Linked DNA regions of Homo sapiens: regions 1 and 2 are each linked to region 3. A link is a contact called in ENCODE Hi-C or POLR2A ChIA-PET data. All regions are on one chromosome and are shown on one strand. The core of a region is the stretch at or near the end of the contact, and the rest is flanking DNA. Distances in the headings are between cores, read along the strand shown.

Region 1 (2,700 bases), core at 21-2,520, 3.7 Mb after region 3:
ATCCATAGGAGCTTTGCACTAGCTGTTCCCTCTGCCTGAACACTCCCCTGGTGTCCCCATGGCTCACTCCCCTCCTTCATGTCTCTGCTCAAAAGTTGCCTTCTCTGTGAGATCCTCCCTGACCACTGCTGTTGCAATCCACACCCCACCTCCAACTACCCCATCCTCCCTACCTTGCTCGACTTTTTCCATGACATTTATCATCACCACCTAACATTAAAATGTACTTAATTCTTATGTTGACAGCAATCTGCCTCCCCACTAGAATGTCGCGTCCTCAGGGGCAGGGACTACTTGTTCACTGCTGTATTACACACAGCTAAAGGAAGCCAGGCATAGTGAATGTTCAATATTTATTGAAAAAACAAGTCGACTCAAAAACATAGTTTTCCTTTTCAACAGAGGTCGAAAACTCCAAGACAGATAGCTATGTTCATCTGTAAAGGAGGCATTAAAAAGACAGAGAAATACAGAGGAGGCAGAGTCATATACAGTTTGCCGAGGACCCACATCTCTACAGAAGTCAAACTGTTTGCACACAATTCCATGCCCAGAGCATCTAATAAGAGACGATACCCCCACCTGGTGGCTGGGACGGAAACGGCACCTCCCTACAATACAGAACACCCAAAGGACCGTCGCCAAAGCCCTAGGAGTCTTTTGAGCCCAATAATTCAAAAGATAGAAACGTTCATTCATCTAAGTGATGTAGATGTTTTGGTTGGTTTATTAGATGTGTAAGTTTATAAAAACTGATGGGGAAAAAAAGTGCTCCAGGTGAGGATCGAACTCACAACCTCGGCATTGCTCCGCTCGCACTGTCATATAAGTACCGCGCGCTAACCGATTGCGCCACTGGAGCTCCGGCCGCACCCCTGCGCCGGGGTCTTCTTCAGTGGTTCATAGCCACGTGACCTCACCGGAGGGCCCCGCCTTGTGTTATATATGCAAATTAAACATTTTGCATTGACCAATAGGAGACAGTGCATTGCCAGTTCCGGATTCTCACGCCTCGCGGCCCTTGCTGTAAAAGGGAAAAGTCCGCGAGGCGTTTGGAATGTAGGGGTGTCGCCTACCAGAAGGACACGCCTCCTCATGAATATTCAAAACAAGGGGTGGGGTCTTAACCCTTCGCTGGCGGGTCGGCCGGAAGGCAGCCCCTCCCCCCCCCGCAGGCGGGAACAGGATGTGAGCCCCGGCGACAGCGGGGGAGGGGAAGCCCCGGGCGACCGCCCCCCGCCTCACAGCTGGGATCGGACTCTCCCGCCCCAGATGTGGCGCCGCCGCCGTCACACGAGCCCCGTGACACCCAGCCGGGAGCCCGAGGGGTCCAGAGGCTCGGACCCGGGCGTCCGGAATTTCTGCACCGCATCCTGAGAGACCCCGAGGTCCAGACCCCGGCGCCCAGGCTGGAGGACTTGAGCCATCCAGGTGCGCAGCGCCCCCTCCTGGAGCAGCCGGGAGCCCGGACGTCACCCCGCGAGACCCTGGAGGCCGAGCGCCCCGTATCCCCGTTTCAAGAACTCAGGATCCAGGACCGCAGACTCCCTCCAGGGCTCCGATCCCAAGACCCCGCGTTGGAGGAACTTGAGATCCGGACTTCTAAGCGCCCCAACCAGTTTCGGGCTGCAGCGGCCATCGCTTCAAGGGGACCCAGGACTTTGGGACCCCCCTGTGCTCCCACCTGGAGGGAGTTTCATTCCTGCCCCTAGAATTAGGGGAACTCAGAAATCCATCCCCCACCCCACGGCCCTACCTAGAAGACTTAGGAATGTGGGTCCCCAGCGCCGCCATCTGAGACTCCAGAGTCGAGGCTCCTAGCATCCCCTACGTAGAACACTGAGAAATTCCGACTGCGGGACCCCAGTCTCCGAGAGACCCCAGATTCTATTCCTGGAGCCTGAGAGCCCGAAGTTCACGCCCCTGAGTCTGGGCTCCGCACCTCCCTGGGGACCGCGTCGGGGTCGCGCAGGAGCCGGGCTGCCTCGAGCCGGGGCTGGAGGCTCCCCGGGAGGTGAGGGGGGAGGCGAGGGGCCCAGGCGGACTGGGGGAGGGGGCGGCGCCACTGCTGAACAATGAGGGGGCGTGCCGGCGGGGGGCGAGCCGAGGCGCCGGCGGGAGTTGGGGGCTGGAGGGGTGTGGGAAGGCGCTGGGGAGGCTGTGGCTGTGGGGACGGCGATCGGGGTTCGGAGAGACCGGCCGGAGGGGGTGCGAGGGCTCGGGGCCAGCGCCCCAGCGCGCAGCCCTCGGCGGGGGAGGGAGCCGTCTGCAGGACCCTGGCATCCGGTCCCCCAGCCTCCGCCCTCCCCTGGGACCCCGCGGCCTCCCGCCCACGGCTTTTCCCAGCCCTGCCCCTCGCCCTCCGCTCCAGCTGGAGCCCAAACGTTCCCAGGATCCCTAAGCCTCCGGCCCCAGACAAACGGGACTCGCAGCTTCTGCGCCTCCTGCTCCGCTCACTCTTCTTTGTCTCAGCCTTTCCATCTTTTTCGCCAGGTTCTCTCTCCTTGTCCCCTTCTTTCTGTCACTTTGTGCCTCCCCCATTAGTTACTCCCAGGGGCCCCTCCCTGGATTTACACCACGCTCCTAATTCCCAGCCCCCATCTGTGAGTCTGGGCGGCGGAGAGGCCCATGGGGTCCTGATATCCAAGAAGGGGCTCTTTCTGCAGGACTCTGCTGGGCCGCTCAGCCATGCCTGAGGGA
Region 2 (2,709 bases), core at 125-2,624, 3.7 Mb after region 3:
GACTGAGTCTCACTCTCGCCCAGGCTGGAGTGCAGTGGCGCGATCTCGGCTCACTGCAAGCTCCGCCTCCTGGGTTCACGCCATTCTCCTGCCTCAGCCTCCCGAGTAGCTAGAATCACAGGCACATGCCACCACGCCCGGCTAATTTTTTTGTATTTTTAGTAGAGACGGGGTTTCACCATGTTGGCCAGACTGGTTTCGAACTCCTGACCTCAGGCAATCTGCCCGCCCCGGCCTCCCAATGTGTTGGGATTACAGGCATGAGCCACCGCGACTGACATAGACTTCTGATTTTTAAAATTTCCCCTATCAGGTTAATTTTTCAATTTTTAAAAATTTAAGTTTTAATTTTTTTTTTTTTTTTTTTTTAGAGACAGGGTCTCTATTACCCAGTCTGGAGTGCAGTGGTGCAATCATAGCTCACTGAAGCCTCAACATGGGTTCAAGTGATCCTCCCACCTTAGCCTTTGGAGTAGCAGGGACCACAGGCACACGCCACCACACCACATTAAAAAAAACACAAAAATTGGATACATGGGGTCTCAATTTGTTGCCCATGCTAGTCTCAAATACCTGGCCTCAGGTGATCCTCCCGCCTCAGCCTCCCAAAGCGCTGGGATTACAGGCGAAGGTTCATTTTTCATCTCTCCATTACACCTGTCCACTCTGCCATCACTCGTCAGCCGTCATTACTAATAGATAAATTCGCCTTTAAATGAACTTAGGAAGCCTGGAAAGAAAAATAGGGACTTGGGCCGGGCGCGGCAGGTTATGCCTGTGATCTCAGCACTTTGGCAGGACGAGGCCGGAGGATGGCTTTTTAGTTTGAGTTAGAGGAGTTTGAGACCAGGCCGGGCAACAGCCCGACTCTACCAAAAAAAAAAAAAAAGTACAAAAAGAAAGAAAAAGAAGGAAAAACCAGGGCTTCACGGTCACTCAGACTTGGCGAGGAGGCTTGGGTCTGCCGCTTTCCACTGAGTTTTTCTGAGCTTCAGCGTTCTCTCCAAAACGGGGATACGGATCTCCTGGGGATGCTTTAGAGGGCCTAGGAGATAAAGCCTTGTTTCTTTTATAATTTGCTATTCGCTGATTTCGCCGCCTCCTCGCAGCTTGGCCTACCGCGCTAGTGTTCCGGACTAACGAACAAACGGCTCACTAAATTCAAACATGAGTTTCAGCCTGGTCGCCGAGCCGGCGGGTAGAAAAAACCTTTCCCCTCCTAACCCTCCGCAGATGTCGGCCCCGCACTCCGCCCAGGCCAGCCCTGCCTCTCTCAAGATGGCGACCTGGAAGTGCGTCGCCCGTGCCAGCCCCGGAAATCTCGTGTTAGGCGAGGTCAACGGGTAGGTTCTCGCGAGAGGACCCGTCAGCCCCAGTCAGGCGTCGTGCGAACAGCAGCTGGTACCGAAGGCGGAGGTGGAGCCCGAGAGGTAAGTGCGTGTGCAGAGGTGGCAGTTCCGGGCGCCGGGGAGGTGTAGAGAACAGATTCGGAAACTGGGGAGGTCTAGCATGTGGCGTAGGAGGGGGTCCTCACTCCGCTTCGCGATTGCCAAAACGAGCCTGCCGGAAGCGCCCTAAGGGGTTTTCTTCTCCCAGGGAACCAGCGGGGAAACTGAGGCTCGGGGTGGAGCGCAGGATTGTGGGACGCGCCAAGGCTGCTGTCTTTCCCAGCAGCAGCGGAAGATGTCGGACAGCGAGGACAGCAACTTTTCCGAGGAGGAGGACAGCGAGCGCAGCAGTGACGGCGAGGAGGCCGAGGTCTGTGGCTGGGGCGCTGGGGGAGACATTGCGTCTGGGGACAGGACTCCGGGCAGAAAGGCCCCTGTGGGAGGCTCGAGGGGTTCACAGCGGGCTCTGGCTTCTGGGAACTCCCAGATTGTCTCAAGAGATAGAGAATTAGGCAAGTCGAAGTCAAGCAAAGGGACAGGTTCTGGAGGCCAGAAATGGGTCAGGTCCAGTGAGATAACAGGTGATGTTTTGAAAGTTTACTCTGTGTGCATATAGTAAGCACTTAGCATTAGTTTTTTTTTTTAGTTATGTCTAGTCATTCCATAACTATATTTGTAGTGCCTACTATGTACCAGGCGCAATTCTTTGCTCTTAGGGTACACCAGTAAACAAAAAGATTTTAAAAATGTCTGCCTTCGGGAATGTAAATAAATATAGCCAAGGAATAAACTATATAGTAAGCTGGAAGGTACTCTGGAGAAAAGAACAGAAAAGGGGAATGGAGAGTCCTGGTTGCTCTTGAAATAGGGTCATCAGCATGAGTCTGAGGGGTGACATTTGAGCAAAAACTTGTTGGAGGTGAGGGAGTGAGTCGTGGTTAGCTGGAAGTGTAGTGTTCCAGTGAGGGGGACCAGCAGGTGCAGAGATGGGAGTGTGTCCGCCGTGTTCAGGGATTAACGAGGATTTGAGAGGCCAAGCTGGGAGGATCACTTGAGCCCAGAAGTTTGAGAGCAATCTCGGTAACACAACGGGACCCTGTCTCTACAAAAATATAAAAACCATTGGCTGAGGCCGGGCTTGGTGGCTCACACCTGTAATCTCAGCACTGTGGGAGGCCAAGACAGTGGATCACCTGAGGTCAGGAGTTCAAGACCAGCCTGGTCAACATGGTGAAACACCATTTCTACTAAAAATACAAAAAAATTAGCTTGGCATGGTGGCGCCCACCTGTAATCCCAGCTACTCGGGAGGCTGAAGCTG
Region 3 (2,735 bases), core at 79-2,578:
ACAGAGTCTTGCTCTGTCAGCCAGGCTGGAGTGCAGTGGTAGGATCGGCCTAGTGCTTCCATTTCTAGGGGCTGTTATCCTGTACTGGTAGTCGTGAATTCAAAAATATAACTTTCCTACTGTGGGCTGCAGTATTCTCATCAGAAGTGTAGATCACGATGCTACTTCCTGGGATTTATCTGGACCAAGACGTGTGACAAATGGAAGTTTCCCGTTTTCTGAAGGAAGTGTTGTCTGCAAAAATAAAAATAGTCAAGAGCTTTCTCAGAGAATCCTTCCTTGACCATCCATCTTATTTAAAATTCAATCACCACCTTGATATTCCTATGTCCCTTTCAGGCTACACTTTTTTTGTGGGTTTTTTTTTTGGGGGGGGAGAGGGGTTTGTTGTTGTTGTCTGTTTGTTTTTCTAGATGGAGTCTTGCTCTGTCACCCAGGCTGGAGTGCAGAGGTCCGATCTCGGCTCACTGCAACCTCCGCCTCCCGGGTTCAAGCGATTCTCCTGCCTCAAACTCTCGAATAGCTGGGATTACAGGCGCATGCCACCATGCCCGGCTAATTTTTGTATTTTTAGTAAAGACTGGGTTTCACCATGTTGGCCAGGCTGGTCTCGAACTCCTGGTCACAGGTGATCTGCCTGCCTAGGCCTCCCAAAGAGCTGGGATTTACAGGCGTGAGCCACCATGCCCCGCCCAGATCATATTCTTTCTCCTATTACATTTCACTTAAAATTTACTTGTTTACTGTTTATCTTCCCTCCTTTAAAAGATAAGCTCCATTAGCGCAGGGATTTTTGTCTATTCTGTTCCTCAAGGTGTCTCCAATGCCTAGAAGAGTGCCCGACACACTAATAAATATTTGCAAAATGAATGAAGTTGTACCTGCAAAGAGATTAACAGATACCTGGCACCTAGCGAGTGCTCAGTGAGAGGGAACCCAACGTTATTTTACATTAGTCTTCCTCTTAGGGATGAAGGGACCCCAACGGTTGGTTAAATCCGGTAAAGAGCTAACTTGGTGTTGCTCAACCCTTCTCACACTACAAGTCCCGGGAAGCCTCGCGATGCCCTAATCCTTTGTTTCCCACCGTGCCCCGCGCGGCGCAGGCGCTGTTACTCAGGGTGAGTCTGGGAAGCTGGAACTACACCTCCCAGGAAGCTAGGGGGTAGATGGTTTGTTTCCGGAAGCAAAGCCCCAGGTGGGTGGGACCTAAAGCTGGGAGACTACGGAGGCAGCTCTCAATTGGTCAGGATGCGAGATTGACGGCTGCAATAACTAATAGGAACAAGCTACTGCCGAAGGGGCCCGCCCACAGAAGGGTGGTGGCCACGGTCCAGGCTGGACACAACCAAAGGCGGAGGACCCGTGGCCCACGAAGCTCATCTTTGAACTGTCCCCGCCTTCTCCCGCCTTGACTTGTGACCCTAGGCCCTTTGGGGCGCCTCTGACCCAGCTAGCCAGATCCCGGACCCAAACCATGTTCCCTGTGAAGGTGAAAGTGGAGAAATCAGGTGAGGACCCTGACGTCGGGGGCCTGTCGGGACCATCGGGTTGACAGGGTGTGGAGTCCCGGTGGAAGGGAGTATCGCGGAAAGGGGACTGCACGACTTTTCCCTGAAGCCCACCTGACAATCGCTGTATCAGGCAGCGAGCGTTGCCTGCCACCTTCACACCCTCCCGGTGTGCGCTTGAAGTCGCTTTGAGATTGAATGGGGTGGCTCGGGCAATGACGTGCGTGGTAGGACATGGGGAATCCTGAGCCGGTAACTCTGAGAAGGGCCCTTTTCTTTCCTCTTTTTTTTAATTTAAATTTTTAAAATATTTAAATAGAGACGGAGTATCGCTATATTGCCCAGGCTGGTCTCGAACTCCTGGTCTCAAGCGATCCTCCCGCCTTAGCCTCCCAAAGTGCTGAGATTACAGGCGTGAGTCCCCGCGCCCAGCCGAGAAGTTCTCTTTTCTTGGCTTCCCCTCAGTTTCCCCATTTCCAGCAGTGATCAGAGTCACACATCTTGCTGTGAGCCTGAAGTACAGGCACTCTTAATCCTCACAGTCACTATATTCCAGTAATCCTAGAAAATAGGAACTGTGGTCAATGGGTGAAGCTTAGAAAGAGGAGAGAATTTTGGGTTGGGGCGGAGCTGACCGGATCCCAGGCCTGGCATGGTAAGGGCAGTGGGAGGGGTGCAGAATTTAGACAGAAAGATAATAGTAAAATGATGTAGGATGTCCCATGGCAAAAGTGTTATTAAAACAAAGTGGGAGGCTGGGTGCGGTGGCTCACACCTGTAATCCCAACACTTTGGGAGGCCGAGGCTGGCAGATCACTTGAGGTCAGGAGTTTGAGACCAGCCTGGGCAACATAGCGAAACGCTGTCTCTATAAAAAATACAAAAAAAAAAAAAAAATTAGCCAGGTGTGGTGGCACAAGCCTGTAGTCCCAGCTACTCAGGAGGCTGAGGCAGGAGGATCGCTGGAGCCGGGGAGGCGGAGGTTGCAGTGAGCTGAGATCACACCACTGCACTCCAGCCTGGGTGATAGATTGAGACCCTGTCTCAAAAAAAAAAAAAAAGAAAGGAAAAGAAAAGAAAGAAAGAAAAGAGAAGTGGGTGTGACCACAAATGATGGTGAGGGAAGGTGTACACCTGTGAGTGCCAGGCTGAGGAGTGCAGACTCCACCCCTGGGTGCTGTGGAGTCATGGAAGTTTCCAAGCAAGGGAAGATCAGGGTCAGGT

Evidence for each region. A loop is a pair of places that touch in the nucleus more often than their neighbours do. ChIA-PET counts read pairs that join two places held with the same protein, here RNA polymerase II (POLR2A). Pooled maps may share reads with other maps.
Region 1: a pooled map shows a loop between it and region 3 (5-fold over the local background). The contact joins the promoter of PLEKHG2 here to the promoter of LIN37 in region 3. A Hi-C loop is called at or near these places in 4 of 168 maps with a recorded cell type or tissue (OCI-LY7, ascending aorta, ovary and 1 more), 2 of 37 single-sample maps with no recorded cell type and 22 of 50 pooled maps. POLR2A ChIA-PET finds 5 or more read pairs at or near these places in 1 of 52 experiments (PC-9).
Region 2: a pooled map shows a loop between it and region 3 (5-fold over the local background). The contact joins the promoter of SUPT5H here to the promoter of LIN37 in region 3. A Hi-C loop is called at or near these places in 2 of 37 single-sample maps with no recorded cell type and 2 of 50 pooled maps. POLR2A ChIA-PET finds 5 or more read pairs at or near these places in 2 of 52 experiments (A549 and HEK293).

The regions. Positions count from the first base shown.
Region 1 is chr19:39,411,399-39,414,098 of GRCh38, forward strand. PLEKHG2 (pleckstrin homology and RhoGEF domain containing G2) reads left to right here and starts at 1,271. Exons shown (of 19, transcript NM_022835.3): 1 at 1,271-2,014; 2 at 2,667-2,700. The coding sequence starts at 2,689. TRI-TAT1-1 (tRNA-Ile (anticodon TAT) 1-1) reads right to left here and starts at 862; the gene lies at 770-862. RefSeq lists enhancers at 213-302, 713-812, 823-872 and silencers at 1,083-1,442, 1,973-2,112, 2,123-2,192, 2,303-2,362.
Region 2 is chr19:39,444,208-39,446,916 of GRCh38, forward strand. It overlaps SUPT5H (SPT5 homolog, DSIF elongation factor subunit), which reads left to right and starts at 1,375. Exons shown (of 30, transcript NM_001111020.3): 1 at 1,375-1,430; 2 at 1,597-1,758. The coding sequence starts at 1,684. RefSeq lists enhancers at 618-1,415, 1,175-1,444, 1,416-2,212, 1,585-1,804.
Region 3 is chr19:35,747,248-35,749,982 of GRCh38, forward strand. LIN37 (lin-37 DREAM MuvB core complex component) reads left to right here and starts at 1,329. Exons shown (of 9, transcript NM_019104.3): 1 at 1,329-1,511. The coding sequence starts at 1,478. PSENEN (presenilin enhancer, gamma-secretase subunit) reads left to right here. Exons shown (of 4, transcript NM_172341.4): 4 at 1-272. RefSeq lists enhancers at 583-1,097, 999-1,058, 1,098-1,612, 1,459-1,578.